Linked DNA regions of Homo sapiens: region 2 is linked to region 1. Evidence: chromatin loops called from intact Hi-C (ENCODE). Cell type or tissue: CD14-positive monocyte. All regions are shown on one strand. Region 1 overlaps NCOR2 (nuclear receptor corepressor 2). Region 2 overlaps SCARB1 (scavenger receptor class B member 1).

Region 1 (8,000 bases):
TTCTAACCACTGGAAAGTGAACATCTCAGTGGCATGAAGTACATCTGCATTGGTGTGCAACCCTCACCACTGCCTAGTTCCAGAACTTTTTCTCACCCCAGATGGAAATCCCATACCCATTAGCAGTCCCTCCCAGGGCCCCGCCCCAGCCCTACCAGCCCCTGGCAGCCACTAATGCACTCTCTGTCTCTGTGGATTGGCCTGTTCTGGGCGTTTCCAATGAATGGAATCCTACAGTTTGTGGCCTTTTGTGTCTGGCTCCTTTCTGGGAGCATGATGGTTCTGAGGTTCATCTGAGTAGCTTTGTACGGCTGAATAATATTCCCTCACCTGCACGGACCACATTTTGTCGGTCGTTCATCTCTTGGGGGATGTGTGGGTTGTTTCCATGTGGCTGTTGTGAAGAGTGCTGCTGTGAGCATTTGTGTAAAATTGTGTGAGATTTTTAATCACAGGTGAGTCCCTGGGATCTCAGCCTGTTGGCTGGGAGATTTCCCAGAGCACCCACCCATCGGAGGACTCCGCGTGGACATCCCCAAACGGTCAGCCCAGGGTCCCACCGCCTCTCCATCCCTTCTCGTGTCTCGTGTTGTCACTACCACCTCCTCACCGGTGACCACCCCCGCCCCCACCGCCCATTGCCTGAGAACTGGGAAGACAGTGCCTGCCCTCTGTTTGCCTTCTGGAAGGGCAGATCCGGAGGCTGGGAGGACGGCTGGGGATGACTCACCGGCGGAGAGGAGCCCGTGTCCCACCATCTCAAGGTTGGGTCCTCAGTGATGACAGTGAGCTCATCCTGGGTCCTGCCCATGGAGACGGCAGTGAGCGTCCCCTGGGGGCCGTGCACGCGGAGGCCCTGCTCAGTGACATTTGTAATAATGTCGTGAGCAGCAGCATGTTCGTCTGCCGTGAATTACAGCAATCTGGACAATTACTGCTCAGGGTGGCTGCTAATGGCTGTGTGTTCCAGGCGATGGCAGGAGGGAGCGGGGGTGGGGCGGGGAGACAGGTGCTGGCAGGCCCCAGCAACTCCTCCATAGGGGGTCGGGGTGGAGAAGCTAGGAACGTTCTGGAGCCCCCGCCCAGAAAACCAAGAGTTAGGAAAAGGGACTGGAGAAGCGGCTATTGCTGAGGCAGATGGTCTCTGCCCATCCTTTACCCATCATTTCAGCAACATAGTGCCTCACTCTCTGTGTGGCAGGGGCACTCAGGAATGAGCCAGCCCCACCCCTCCCTCGGGGAGCCTGGGCAGGTAAGCAGCCAGGTTTCCCCAGGGCCTTCGGACCCCAGCCTGCCTGAAGCCTCTGGAAGACTTTAGTAGCATGGCCCTGGAGGATGAGCAGCAGAGGGGCCCCATTCCTAGGGAGAAACCAGGTCTCAACCCCCTGGATGTTTCAGCTGTGTGACCTCAGGCAAGTCAGCCAACCTCTCTGTGCCTCAGTTTCTTCATCTGTACAGTGGGATTCAAGGAGCGCCCACTGTATGTTTCCTGTGGCTGCCATAATAAAGGGTCATGAACTGGGTGGCTTAAAATAAATGTATTCTCTCACTGTTCTGGAGGCCAGAAGTCCAAGTTGAAGGCATCCAAGAGGCTGCATTCCCTCCAGAGGCTCTGGGGAGGAGCCTGCCTTGCCTCCCCCAGCCCCTGGCGCCTGCCTGCAGCCTTGGCAGTCCCTGGCTCATGACCACATCCCTCCAGGCTCTGCCTTTGTCTTTGTGTGCCTTTCTCCCTGCGTGTCTCTGTCCACATTTTCCTCTTCTTACAAGGACCCACCCCAATCCAGTATGACCCCACGTTGACTTGATCACATCTGCAAACATCCTTTTTCCAAATAAGGTCACATTCATAGGTTCTGGTGGACACAAAATGTTGGGGGGATGCTCTCCAACCCAGCACACCCACCTTCCTGGGGTTTTGGTGAAAGTACACAGAAGAGCTGAGGGCAGTGCTGCCCGGGGCATACCGACCTCCCCATCACTTTGTAGCTACAAGCAGCTCCTTAGCCCCCTGACCTTGGCCTGGCCCATCTGTTTCACCCTCAGTTACCATCGTTCTCTCAGATGAGGCAGGGATGCTACCTCCCAGGGGCACTTTAAAGACGGAGCGAGCCACATAGGAACAGTCCTTGGTATACAGTAGGCACTCAGAAATGGCAGGCCGCTAGCTTAGGGCGCAGTCTCCAGACCCTGCTCCCTAGGTTTGGGTCCCAGCTGTGCCTCCTGCAGAGTCTGACCCTGAGCAGGTACCTACACTTTGGGGCCTCGGCCCCCGCCACCTCTGTCTTCGCCCCGGCGATGGGGGTCGGAGGTAAGTCACCTGCCAAGCAAATGTACAGTGACAACTGGAGGAACTTCCATGGTGCTGGGGGCCACCAGTCAGAGGGCTACCCCGAGGAAGGGGCCGACACCCAGAGCACGAAATAATAGTGAATATCACCCAGTAACACCGTGGAGCCCATCCTGCGTGCTGGGCACTGCTGGAAGCTTTGTGTGTATGAAGTCACTTTATCTCTACCAACCTGACTAGGAGGCAGGTGCTGTTAATACTTCTGTTATTCAAATGAGGAAACCGAGGCCTAGAGAGGCTTAGTGAGCAGCCTAGGGTCACACAGCTGTGAAGTGGTAGAGCTGGGATTTGAACCCAGGCACTCTACTTGCAGAGTAGGAATGGGGTTGGCATGAGAGCTGAACAGGTTAGTCCATGGGCCAACCTGTTGACCAGGTAACAAAGGCAGGACAGGCATGTGCAAAGGCCCCATGGCAGGGGCAGTGTGGCCCCATGAGAAGTGGTTGAATCCCAGAAGGTAGAGGGGCCACCGGGAGCCTGGCCTTGCCAGCATGGGATGGAGTGTAGCTATTACTCTAGAGCGTGGGAGGCCACTGGGGAGGGGCTGGGGACATGATGGCCATAGGGTTTCTGGTGGGCAAGTGAGCAACCTCCCTTCTTGTGTGCATGCGGCTGTGGCTGCCTGCCCTGGGGCTTGTGCTGCCTGAGGACCGAGAATGTTCAGGAGGCAGCTTCCCCAGGAACCGGGCAGCTCCGGGGAGCTGGCCGCCTGCCCTCGGGCCCAGCGCCAAGTGGGGAAGGAGGGGCAGGGCAGGAGCAGGGCTGGGATGAGGGACTCGGTTCCCCTGGGAAAGGTCAGCCTGGCCTGGCTTGGAAGCCTGACCCAGCTGTGCGAGAGGCCCGAGGCTCTGCTGGCAGCTCCTCCAGGCCCCAGCCCTCTTCTCTGGCGGGCAGAGAACCTGCTGTGGAGGGGGTTGGGAGGCTCCCGGTCACACCATTGTCACACCATTCTAGACCGGGAGTTGGCTCTGGCCCGCCTCCGGGCTGCCAGTCCTTCCCAATCTCCAGGGAGCGGCCAACAGTGGGAGGATGTGCAAGACCAGGCCCTGGTGGCTCCCAGTAAGCCCGGGCAGACCCCAGAGGCCTCCCCCAGGACTCCAGCTGCCTTGTCTAGTGGCCTTGCCACTTCTCACAGGAGCGAGGCAGGAACCACCCATTGCTGTGCACATGGGCTGGCCTGACGGGCTTTTATAGATGAAGCGTCTAAGGCATGGGAAGGGGAGGGGTGAGCCCCCAGCCTGGAGCCTGGAGAGCAGGACCTCCTCCACTACATGTCCACTGGGAAAGCCTTGGGCTGTGCCCACCATGGGCCCCCCAAAAGAGGAGCGCCTGTGTGCTCTGCCGCACAAAGCTGCCAGAGCTTACAGTGGGGTGGGCGGGCCGGTAGGCAGTGCTGCTGCTCCTGGGTTTGGGTCTGCCCGGCTACTTCCTGGTGCAGCTGTCCGTCAGGGCCCAGCAGGAGGCGACACTCGAGCTGTGTGACTCAGGAGGGGTGGTATACCAGGCAGGGACGGTGCGGTGCCTCGGGGCTCGCGTCCAAGGAGACTGTCACCACGTGTGGTCTGGAGAGAGACCACTAGGGAGGGTGCATGTCTGGGGCTGGTTGGCCTCCCGGCCGGATATGTGAGAAACAGTCTGTTGTGATGGTTTGGAGGGAGGAAAAAATTGGGGTTTCTGCAGGAACTTGGGGTACAGCCAGACACAGGGGCAGGGTCTGGACCACACTCTTGCTCCTGTCAGCACCCTTGAAGATGAAATCAGGCATCAACAAGCCCCCCTTCCCTCCTAGGGGAGACCCATGAATCCGCATCCACATGGCTCCTGACTCAGGGAAGGAGCACCTGGCGGTCGATGCGGTAGTAATGATGCCTGTCGTCACGTGGCGTGGCTGGTGCTCACGAACAAGGCAGGCCCTCCACACGCGTGTGTACACACGCACGCATACACACGACTTCTGCTTTGCACAGGAGAAGACCAAGGCCAGAGGGAGAGCCAGTGCTCACCCAGCCCACTGCGGTGGACACAGGGCATGGGGTGGTCTGTCTGACCCCCCAGGCTGGCTTCCAACTTTGCTCTGCTCTGTAGGAAAACGTGACATTGAAAGGTGTAACGTGGCACTTCCGGAAATGGTAGGCGAGACAGCGCCAGGTCGTATGCAGGTGACTTTATTTCATCTTAATGAGTCTGGGTTTTTTTGAGAGCTGGGAGAAGACGTAGCTTTTTCACATCGTACCTATGATTTACGGGTATAATTGCTGATGCGGAGGCTAAGGCAGATAGCGAGGCTGATTTTTGAAAGAGTAGATGGAGAGAAAAGAGTGGGGAGGTGCAAGTCCAGGTGTGATGTTATCCAGCCAACATCCTGATAGGATTTCAGGATGGCAGGAGTTCGGGAAGTCCTGACAAGACACGCAGGAGTGCCCGGCCTGTCAAGGGTGTCAATGCGGAGGCACCGTCCCTGTGGAACCCCCCCCCCGCCAGGGCTTGGGGTTTCTGAAATGAGGAAGTGGCATGACTCAGGCCCAAGACGGCTGGGTTCTTTTCCTCCCAACTTTGATAGGGTTTTAGGCAGAGCATGCTGAGTTTCTCGGGGAAAATGGCAGGTGGGGGGCGGTGGTCGATGCACCCCTCTGGCAGGCAGCCTGTGAGTCTTCATGGAAGGGGTGGGAAACGTCAAGGCTGGAGGTGACTGGCTGGGGTGGGGAGAGCGAGTGTGTTTCCAGGGTTGGGGGCTGACTTCCAGAGAAAACAGCTGCAACATCCCCAGATGCAGGTGGGCGGTGGTGTGGTCCCCTCGGAGTCCTAGCTGTGGATGCAGGTTTGCAGACCCTTGGAGAAAAGCAGCTTGGAGGCATCTGAGCGGCAGCACAGGCCTCCCTGAGGGCCAGAGCACCTGAGCCGAGGAGGCTGAGTCCTGGCCCCCACAAGAACAGCTCGTCATGGGCCCGCGGATGGCATGTGGGACGCTGCCCCATGGGTGCCCAGAGGAGGATTAGCCCAGCGGGGCCCCAAGCACCCACTCCCGTGGCCGCCGGGCCCCTGCGCCTGGCTCTCCACTCGGCGTCTGTGACTCAGACCTCCTGGCTGGACTTCCTGTCTTGGTCAATTTCACTTCCTAGTTCCTGCCTCCTGACTCTTCAGAACGAAACTCCTTCCTTAGAAATTAGAAGTGGGGTCGGGGAATCCAGACCACAGGGCATGGTGGCAGAATCTGCCATCTCCGCCCTGGCACAGAGTGTTGGGGGCGTGTGCCTGGATGTCAAGGGGGATACCCCAGCCTCTTTTGGGAGGGTTCGGGGCCCCCTGCAGAGCTAAACGCACAGCCCCCTCTTCCTTTGCAAGCTCCTTACCAGGGACCCAGACGGGTGGCAGAGATGCCCAGGGTGCTCAGCAGGCCCCGGACACCTGCCGATGAGCAGTGGGACGAGGGAGCTAATTTCAGAGGCGGTGAAAGCTATGAAGATGATCAAACCCTGGGATGGCAGGGCGACGGGGGGGGGTCACTTTGGAGGGGCGGGCAAGGAAGGCTTCTCTGAGGAGCCATCACTTGAGCCAAGACCAGAGGGAAGACAAGGCACATCTGTGAGAAAACCCGTGGAGGCAGCAGGAGCAGCTGGTGCAAAGGCCCTGGGGCACACACGAGTGACCCAGAGAGAGGCTGGGCGGGTTCATGGAGCTGGCTCCTAAGGGTCACCTGGGCCGTGCTAGGGCCTTTGGATTTTATTCCAAGAGCTTCATGTGGTCACTGGAAGATTTTAAGCAGAGGAGTGATTTCACGGGGTTGGCATCCTTAAAAGTGCACTGAGACCTCCCCTGCAGAGGGCAGAGGGCAGGACTCAGGTGGAGAGGCCCAGATCCCTGATGTGGTTGAGGTTTGTTGCCCTCCCCTGGCATCGTGCCCCAGGACGAGGGCTGGGGGTGCAGGGACATTCCAGAGACGCCTTCTGCTCCCCAGATTTTTAGGGGGCAGGATGGAAGGGCTGGGAGTTAAAGGGAAAAGCAGGTTAATGATCCCAGAGTCAGGGAAGTCGGTCGTGACCTGAATCTAGGATCCAAAGTTCAGCTCAGTTAACTTTCAACCTTCTGGGTGGCTCCCCGGCATTTCCCACAGTGTTCCTTCACGGCTGCAGGGGCTCTCGGAGGAGGACGAAAGGGGCAGCTGTGGTCCCGAGACCCCCCCAGCAGCAGAGGGCTCTTTGGGGACCCCAAATCCCCAAACCCTTCCCCCTCCCCTAAATGGTTGGCGGTCTCATGTGCACCCTGCAAAGGCTCCTCAAATCCCGGGATCCCTCCGGAATGCGAGGCTAGCCCTGCCCACCCACAGTCCCCGACAGAGGGCTCGGTCAGCCTCGGCAGCATCAGGCCAGGCAGGGGGCAGAGCTCAGGTGGAACTGACACGGAGGGTGGGGGGACGGGCGGCGGGGGATGATGGCGGAAGAAGCTGTTTGCTCCCTGTCTGCCGGGGGTGGAGAAGCTCTGTTTTTCTGGAACCCTCATCTGTTCTTACCACTGCTGACGCCGCCACCGCCGCGGATGGGGAGAGAGGGAGGGGGAGCCAGTGCCAAGTTGGCCCGCCCCTTGTGAACCTGGGCCTCTGCCACGCTCCCCCGCCCGCCTGCCCGCCCGCCGCGAGCCTCCGTCTGGAGGTCACATTCAGTCCTGCCGCGTCTCGCTGGGTCAGGCAGCAAGAAGATCAGAGCTGAGCCCGGCTGCGGGGGACACGGCTGCCCTGCTGGGCCTGGGTCCTTGGATTTTGCCCGGCCCGGGGGTCTGTGGGCTCTGGCCGGCATTGCTCGCTGAGCGTCCGCACTGGGCACATTGGTGCTGGAGGAGCTCGGCACGCTGCGCCCCGGTGATACCTGGCCCAGGGGCATCCCACACGCACCACTGACAACTTCCCGCCACCCACCACCCTCGGGGAAGGGCACCTCGCGCGCCCACAGCGGCTTGGGGACGGCGTCAGAGGTGGCAGCGGCCGCTGGAGGAGCCCCGGGCCACCACAGGCAGGCGGACTTGTGAGGAGCTGCCTCCCGCCCGCCCCTCTCGAGCCAGCCTCCGCCCGCCGCGTCCCTCCCTCCCTCGCTCCCTCCCTCCCTCCCTCCCTCCCTCCCTCACCGTGGGACGGAGAAGGATGTGAGGCTGAGCTGAGCCGCCAGCAGACGCCAACCAGCAGCCTCGCAGAGCCGACCGCGGCCGCCCAGCCTGCCGGCCCACTTCGGCCCGCTCCCTGGGGCATCTTCCCAGCCCTATGTTTCCGGAAAACTTGGCCGAGGGGGAGACGCGAATGAGAGGATGTGAGTGAGTGGTCCTGGGGAGGGGATGGGGGACTGCGGGTGCAGGGACAGGGACCGCAACGTGGCCATCTGGGATTTGAGGCTGGGCAGCTGGGGAGTCGGAGTTCTGGGCCCCTGGAGTGGATGGGGGTCCCAGCCCATCCTTTCCCCCATGCCCTCTCCTCTCTCTCCCTGCTGGGCTGAAGCTCTCCTGGAAGCAGGGGTGGGACCTGGATCTGTGCCTGGGAAGGTCTGTGATGCTGTGTGCACAGGGGGTCTCTCCAAGTGGACGGGGGCTTCAAGCTGGGTCTGGCGGGGTGGTCTCCAAGGCACGGTAGGGTAGAAAGTCTTTCTCTCCGTGCCTGGCAGCCTCTGCCTGG
Region 2 (8,000 bases), 380 kb before region 1:
CAGCTGCCCGAGGGTCTCCGCCCACCCCGGCCGGACTTTGATCCCCCCGAAGTCTTCACAGGCACTGCATCGGGTTGTCTGGCGCCCTTTTCCTCCAGCCTAAACTGACATCATCCTATGGACTGAGCCGGCCACTCTCTGGCCGAAGTGGCCGCAGGCTGTGCCCCCGAGCTGCCCCCACCCCCTCACAGGGTCCCTCAGATTATAGGTGCCCAGGCTGAGGTGAAGAGGCCTGGGGGCCCTGCCTTCCGGGCGCTCCTGGACCCTGGGGCAAACCTGTGACCCTTTTCTACTGGAATAGAAATGAGTTTTATCATCTTTGAAAAATAATTCACTCTTGAAGTAATAAACGTTTAAAAAAATGGGATGCCTGCCTCTGTGACAGCCTTGTTTGCTGAGGTCGTGGGGGTGGGGGCCTCTGGGAAGTTCCGGGCTCCTCTTCTCTTGGTCAATAGCTCCTTTCTGGTGGCTGCCAAGAGCGTCTCTCCCAGGGCCGGGCTGCTGGCTTACCTTCCTGTTGTTTTCAAATTTCAACCTTGTGCAATGTTGAGTTTCATAGAAATACTGCATGAGTACGCCCTTGTTTAGAAGCAGCAGGGTCTGAGTCCCATCCCACAGCCCCCAGTGCAGACGCTTTTGCCACTTTTGCATGGGGCCCCCTGGATGTGTTTCTGTGCATTTATCTACAAATCCTGGTGCCCATAGGACATGCCCCGTGTTGTTCTAGGCCTTTGCTTTCTGCTCGTTACATAAATGGTGAAGAAGAGAAGCGGGTAAGAGAACAGATTGGAGCCATCTAAAAGTTCTCATCTTAAGTGTAGATCATTGCAAAGGATGGAATTTTCTCCGATTGTCATCATCGTTGATGTTTGAATATGAGACCATTTCATCAGTATTTAAGTGTGCCCGCTGGGATCTAACTAGGAGAGGAGAGGGTATTCACTGCCGAACATTTCAAAGAATATACGAACAAGCTCTTTTATGGTCAGAAATGTTAGCCCTTTTCCCCTTAAACTTGTATTTCCTTTCTTCTTCCCTCCTAAAATTTTATCTAAATGATATTTATATTTGATGCTTTTAAGCCTTTTATTAATCACTCCTATACTTGCCTGCAACATAAATATATAAGTTGAAGCAAACTTTTTTTTTTTATTTCTTGTGACCATCAAGGGTAAATTTTTTTAGGTCTGGGGCTGCCATAACAAAATACCATCAAGGCCGGGCGTGGTGGCACACGCCTGTAATCCCAGCCCTGTGGGAGGCCAAGACCGGAGGATTGCTTGATGCCAGGAGTTCAAGACTAGTCTGGGTAATATGGTGAGACCCTCATCAATACAAAAAAAATACAAAAATTAGCCAGGCGTGGTGGTGGGCGCCTGTGGTCCCAACTACTCAGGAGGCTGAGGTAGGATTGCTGGAAGCCAAGAGGTTGAGGCTGCAGTGAGCTGTGATCATGCCACTGCACTCCAGCCTGCGAGACAGAGTGAGACACTGTCTCAAAAAGAAAAAATACCATCAATAGGTGGCTTAAACCATTTATTTCTCACAGCTCTGGAGGCTGGAAGTCTGAGACCAGGGTTCCAGCAGGGTTGGGTTCTGGTGAGGCGTCTCTTCCTGGCTTCAGACGGCCGCCTTCTCTGTGTCCTCACATGGCCTTTCCTCGGTGTGAAAGGGGGAAGAGAGAGGGAGAGCGAGAGCTCTGTGGTGTCTCTTATAAGGACACTGATGCTATCAGATCAGGGCCTCATTTAATTATTTTCTTAGAGGCCCCATCTCCAGACACAGCCACACTGGAGGTTAGGGCTTCAACAGGAATTTTGGGTCAACACAAACATTTAGCCTATACCATCTGGATTGCCTTTCAAGTCTCAGGACACAATTGGTCAAAACTATATTACTATGTTTTATGTGACATATCAAAGTAGCAAAATTTTATTGGAATGCATGTCCTTTTGGTATGCATTTTATATATCTTTTTCATTTACAGATTAGAGTTGTGTGTGAGTGTGTGTACAATTCCATGAATTTTGACATGTTTATAGAGTTGAGTCATTACCCCTACAATCAAGACAAAACAATTTCATCATCCCCCAAGATTTCCTCATGTCTTCCCTTTGTTTTTGTTTGTTTTACAGTGGGCTCCCATAATTTTTTTTTTTTTTTTTTTGAGACAGAGTCTCGCTCTGTTGCCCAGGCTAGAGTGCAGTGGTTCAATCTTGACTCACTGCAGCCTTCACCTCCCAGGCTCAGGAGAGCCTCCTGACTTAGCCTTCCGAGTAGCTGGGACCACAGATGTGTGCCACCACACCTGGCTAATTTTTTTTTTGTAGAGATGGGGGTCTGGCTCTGTTGCCCAGGCTGGTCTCAAACTTTTGGCTTCAAGCATTAGTCCCACCTCAACCTACCAAAGTGCTGGGATTAGAGGCGTGAGCCACTGCACCCAGCCTGCGACCTGTGCTGCCTTCCTCCCACTTTGTAGGGAAGTCCCTCATCCCCATGCTTAGCCCTTGGCCACTAGCTATTTTTACCTTTTCCAGAATGTTCTAAATGGGATCTACAGCCTGTAACCCTCTGAGCCTGGCTTCCTTCACTCAGCACTGTCTCTAGATGCATGCCTGTTGTTGTGTGTAGCAATAGTTCCTTTCTTTTCACTGCTGAGCAGAACTCCATGGGGTGCACACACCAGTGCTTTTCAGCCGTTCACTTATTGAGGGACACGTAGAGTGGTTGCAGCCTTTGGCAATTGCATTAGTTGGTTTTCACGCCACTGATAAAGACATACCCAAGACTGGGTAACTTTTAAAGAAAAAAGGTTTCATGAACTCACAGTTCATATGGCTGGGGAGGCCTCACAATCATGGTGGAAGGCAAAGGAGAAGCAAAGTCATGTCTTACATGGGACCAGAGAAGAGAGAATGAGAGCCAAGTGAAAGGGGAAACCCCCGATCAAACCATCAGATCTTGTGAGACTTACTCACCACCAGGAGAACAGTATGGGGTTAACCGCCCGTATGATTCAATGATCTCCCACTGGCTCCCTCCCACAACATGGGAATTATGGGAACTACAATTCGAGATGAGATTTGGGCAGGGACGCAGCCAAACCACATCAGCAACTATGAACAAAGCTGCTGTGAACGTTCATGTACAGATTTGTGTGTGAAGGCGTACGTTCATTTCCCTGGGGTGTATACCTCGGAGTGGAGCTGCTGAGTCAAACTGGAGCTCTGCGTTTCACTTTTGGGGGACTGCCAGTTTCACAGTCGCTGTACCAGGCTGCATTCCCATCAGCTCTGCGTCCTCACCAGCATCTTGGTGTTTTCAGTTTTAAAAAACTTCAGCCCTTCGTAGTGGTTTCTCATTGTGGCTTTTATTTGCTTAGAAATACTTCTTGTCCTGAGATGAGTGGGACTTCCTCTCCACCCCCAATTAATTCATGTATCCGTGAATGACTGTCACGTATTGCTAGAATGAAACCAATTTTTACCATCAATTCTTTGTCCCTGCAAGTGCAGAGAAGCCTTGTTTTCATAAGGAAGTCACTGGGAGTGGAATTCTTATACTCCTTCTGGGTAGTATGCGAATGTCACACGGCGATCTGTCATTGGAAGCGATTCTCACTGATCTCCCAGCAGACAGGTCCGTTTGACCTTTCTTCAAATTTGTAGAAAGCAGCAAAGTGGAAACCACCGGCTTGCAAAAGCATTTCTTACCCAATCTTTAGATGGGTTCTCGAAACCTGTGTCCGGGAAGTTCCCTCTGATTGGGGCTGGAGGTCAGGGAGGCTTTGCCCGTTGGCTGTAGAGTGGAGGGGTGGGGGGTCTTGTGACCTGCCCGGGGAAATGGCAGGCGAGTGACAAGCTCAGGAGAGAGTCCAGGCCCCGAGGATGGTTCCCTTCAAACTCCCCATGTCTGATCCTCTGGGAAGCTGAGGCCAGCTTTGGTTATTTGATAGCCACGGTGAGGATTTTGACTTAATCTGTGTATGCAACACATCACAGACAGTTTTAACTCTTGCATTCAAGTCTACCTGCTCATAAAACAGAAAAAAAGACAGGCCCCAGAAGGCATTCGGTTTTTTTTTTTTTTTTTTTTTTTTTTTGGAGACAGGGTCTCACTTTGTCACCTAGGCTGGCACAATCACTGCTCACTGCAGCCTCAACCTCCCAGGCTCAGGCGATCCTCTCACCTCAGCCAGCCTCCCAAGTAGGTGGGATTATAGGCCTGTGCCACTACACCCGGCTAATTTTTTGTATATTTTTGTAAAGATGGGGTTTCGCCGTGTCGCCCAGGCTGATCTCCAACTCCCAGGCTCAAGCGATCCGCCCGCCTCGGCCTCCCAAAGTGCTGGGATAACAGGCATGAGCCACTGCCCTGGCCCTTAAGTCATTCTTGTGTTTGTGTGTGTGTGGGGTGTGTGTGTGTGTGTGTGTGTGTGTGTGTGTGTGTGTGTTCCCGAGGGACTTAGCCTCCCGTGTGTCTCATTGGGTGAACATCTTGCTTCTGAGTGAGGTTTGATTTTTTTGTAGGGTGTGCGTTTGGACACATCCTTGGTCTTAAGCCCAGCCAACGACCTTAGCCAGGGCTCAGGGAGGGAAGCACCGCCTGCCCCACAGCTGGAGGGCTGGGGTTCGGGACACCCGGTCGAGCTTCAGTGTCTCTGATTCTGAGCATCTTTGACTCTGCGAGACTTTCTTCTCATGCCTTCACTTCAGGCGCCAGCCCCTGCCAACGATGGGACTCCACTACTTACCATGTTGATTTAATTTGGCTTACTTTTTTTCTTAAAGAATTTTATTTTAAAAGGAAGGCAGTCATATCTGTGAAATTATGGGTCCTTTGGGCAAGTAATAGTTTTCCAGTCGCCATTAAAATAAATACCTAACTATTAAGGACGTTCCTCCCAGTACCTCGAAGCAGCCTGCTACCTGCAATCTCTGCACCATCCCATGATTGTGTCCCATGCACCCTTCTTCCTGCTCGGCCTGCATCGCCCCTGCGTGGCCTTTTCCCCCCTCTCTGCCTCTCTCAGTCTTCGCCATCATCAAAGGCGCAATTCCAGCCATGCCCTCTCCTCCAGGAAGCACCCCTCCCCCATCACTCCTGCTTGCTGTTCTTCCCTGTCTCAGGACTCCTGGGGCACTTTGTATCTCAGTTGATACTAGAATGTTCTAGAATACCAGAAGTCCTGACACCAGTTGCTGTAACCCCAAACTCCAAGGACCTGCAGCATAAACCCCGGTACATGCCCTTGTGCTGGAAACGAATATTTTTGGCCGGGGCGGTTACTCACATTCCTTAGTACTCCTTGGCTCACGCGGACACCCATTCTTTCAACACATACTTATCCAGTGCTCACTACGCGCTAGGCACAGGGGGTGCAATTGTGGACCAGACAGAGGCGGCCCTTCCTCTCAAACAACTTTACAGTTCTGCCACTTACTAGCTGTGGGACCCTGGACAAGTCACACAGCCTCTCTGGAGACCTACTGTTCTCTCCTTTAAAGCAGGTGACTCAGATCTGCTTTGCAGGGACGTCTCCTGCTTTGCAGCGATGTCACCCAGGAGAGATGGGTGAAGTGGATAGTGAATGGAGTGGGCCAGGGCGGTGGTCCTCGGCTGAAAACAATGCCTCTCGGGGTCAGCGTGGGGCTCAAGAGGTGGCGGCCCCGTGGGTGGGTCCAGGGCCAGGGACCCTGTGTCCGAGCCCCTGCCCTGGAGCCATCCTGTCTCACCTGAAGGCTCTGCCAGTCTGGTCCACTGGCCTCCCGGCTCCCACGCGTGTCCCGAGCCGTCCATTCTCCAGGTAGCGGCCCTGAAATGTTAATCTGTCACAAGGGTCATCTTTGCTTGAATTGTGGGTGACTTTTCCCCATCCTGGGGGTAAAGTCCCCCCGACTTGTCTCTCCATCCGCGATCCCCTGCAATCTGGCTGCAGCACGCGAGACTTCAGGACGATTCCGAGCTCGGCCACTGGGGGGCGAGCTGTGCACACAGGTGGTCCAGAGGCTGCTGCCTGGGAGGGGCTGCGGATCACCCGGTTCCTGGAGCGGAGTGGATTGATTTTAAACTGGGGAAGCTGTGGTCCACAGCCTGGCTTCGGAAACCCGTGACCCCTAGAAATTGTATTTTACGTGTGTGTCTGGGCGTTTTATTCTGGGAAGCATTTCCTCAAGTCTTCAGATTTTCAAAGGGGTCTTAACCCTTTCTCTCTGGGGCCTTGGGAACAAGAGTGACAACCCTATAACAGGGCGACCAGGGTCACACGATGTCTGCTCCTCCTTAGCGTGCTACTCCCAGTACCTGCGTGCTACTCCCAGTACCTGCGTGCTACTCCCAGTACCTGCGTGCTACTCCCTGCTCTGCTCAAGTTGCTGGGTGGCCTTGGAGCAATTCATAACCTCTCTGAGACTGCCGTGAGGTGGGAGTGAAGATTGCTGTGTACGAATCTTTGAGAACCCCTGTAAGGGTGGAATCGAAATGGACGTGTGAGGGCTGGGCGCGGGGGCTCACGCCTATAATCCCAGCACTGTGGGAGGCCAGGGGTTCGAGACCAGCCTGGGCAGTATGGTGAAACACCGTCTCTACTGAAAATACAAAAATTAGCTGGGTGTAGTGGCGGGCACCTGTAATCCCAGCTAGACGGGAGGATGAGGCACGAGAATCGTTTGAACCCAGGAGGTGGAGGTTGTAGTGAGCCGAGATCATCCCACTGCACTCCAGCCTGGGTGACAGAGTGAGACTCCATCTCAAAGAAAAGAAAAGAAAAGAAAAGAAAAGAAAAGAAAAGAAAAGAAAAGAAATGGATGTGTGAGCATTCTGTACACAGCCTGGGACGATTATGAAAGCTCTCAAATGCTGAGCCTCCAGCAAACATTTATCACACACCTACTGTGTGCAGAGCACTTGCTGGGCTCTGAGAGGGAGTCAAGCTCTGAGAAGTCTGTGTCGATTTGTTCATTCCTTCATTCAGCAAATGCTGTTTGGGTGCTCACTGTGTGTCACACACCCTCATATTTATTGCGAATCGGCTTGGGTTAGGTTCCCCAGAAGCAGACACTGAGACCAAGATTCCTGGCCAGGGAGTGTCCCAGGAGGGCAAAGGGGACTCTAGCAGCCCAGGGTCACGGACAGCTCTCAAAGGCAGACCAACAGGTCTTGGGTTTTGGATACAAAAATGCTCCAAAATCAGGGGTGTGCAAATACAGTAAAAAGAGGATTCATTTGGATCTGCTTAGAACACCAAGGGTATCCGCTTCAGAAATACAGAGGTGACCGGGTGCAGTGGCTCACCCTTGGGAGGCCGAGGTGGGCGGATTGCTTGAGGTCAGGAGTTTGAGACCAGCCTGGGCAACATAGTGAAACCCCATCTCTACTAAAAATACAAAAATTAGCCAGGTGTGGTGGCACACGCCTGTAATCCCAGCTGTGGGAGGCTGAGCCACAAGAATCGGTTGAACCTGGAAGCAGAGGTTGCAGTGAGCCGAGATCTCACCACTGCACTCTAGCCTGGGCGACAGAGTGAGACTCCATCTCAAAAAAAAAAAAAAAAAAAAGAAGAGAAAAGAAAAGAAAAACAACAACAACAAAGCTGGACGAAGCTAGAAAGCTCCCTGCCCTCACAAACTTGCCTTCTAGTGGGAGAGACAGCTGGCGAGTAAATGCATGAGTAAGGTCACGTATGAGTAAGGTCACTCATAAGTAAGGTCACACATGAGTAAGGTCACTCTGGGAAGCAACGATGCCAGGATAGAAAGAAGAGCAGGGGGTGCACCGGAGAAGAGGTGCTGGGCAGGGGGGCTGCTTAGATGAGAGCACATTTCCGGAAGTTTCCTCTGAGAAGTGCCAACTCCTGAAGGCTTCATGGGAATCTGGAGAAGAGCACTCCAGGAACCGGGAAGTACATGTGCAAAGGGCCTGGGGTAGCAACACGCAGAACAGAAACGGTGCGCTGTGGCTGGAGCCCAGAGAGTGGGACTGAGTGGGAGAAACGCAAACTG

What was found. Hi-C counts contacts between places; a loop is a spot of excess contacts. Peaks named below come from ENCODE experiments on the same cell type or tissue, not always from the same donor. Only the 100,000 strongest peaks of a DNase experiment are listed, where the experiment ranks them.
Region 2: a loop joins it to region 1, with 8 times the contacts of the local background. A loop is called at or near these places in 24 of 110 quality-filtered maps.

What each region holds. Positions count from the first base shown.
Region 1 is chr12:124,388,326-124,396,325 of GRCh38, reverse strand. The region is part of intron 18 of NCOR2 (nuclear receptor corepressor 2); the gene reads left to right. Among named protein-coding and RNA genes, the nearest start is that of MIR6880, 55 kb to the right of the region's middle. RefSeq lists enhancers at 236-923, 924-1,613, 3,684-4,373, 5,341-5,520 and a silencer at 6,970-7,039. In CD14-positive monocyte, CTCF peaks have their summits at 3,548, 3,781 (motif pointing right) and 7,111; DNase peaks (open chromatin) are centred at 3,815, 4,235, 4,845, 5,425 and 2 weaker places; H3K4me3 peaks cover 4,267 bases; H3K27ac peaks cover 4,762 bases.
Region 2 is chr12:124,769,995-124,777,994 of GRCh38, reverse strand. It overlaps SCARB1 (scavenger receptor class B member 1), which reads left to right. Exons shown (of 13, transcript NM_005505.5): 13 at 1-1,139. Among named protein-coding and RNA genes, the nearest start is that of SCARB1, 90 kb to the left of the region's middle. RefSeq lists enhancers at 3,288-3,447, 3,508-3,557, 3,568-3,727, 5,849-5,918 and a silencer at 3,638-3,932. In CD14-positive monocyte, CTCF peaks have their summits at 5,764 and 5,973 (motif pointing right); DNase peaks (open chromatin) are centred at 2,084, 2,964, 3,724, 6,004 and 2 weaker places; H3K4me3 peaks cover 2,385 bases; H3K27ac peaks cover 2,146 bases.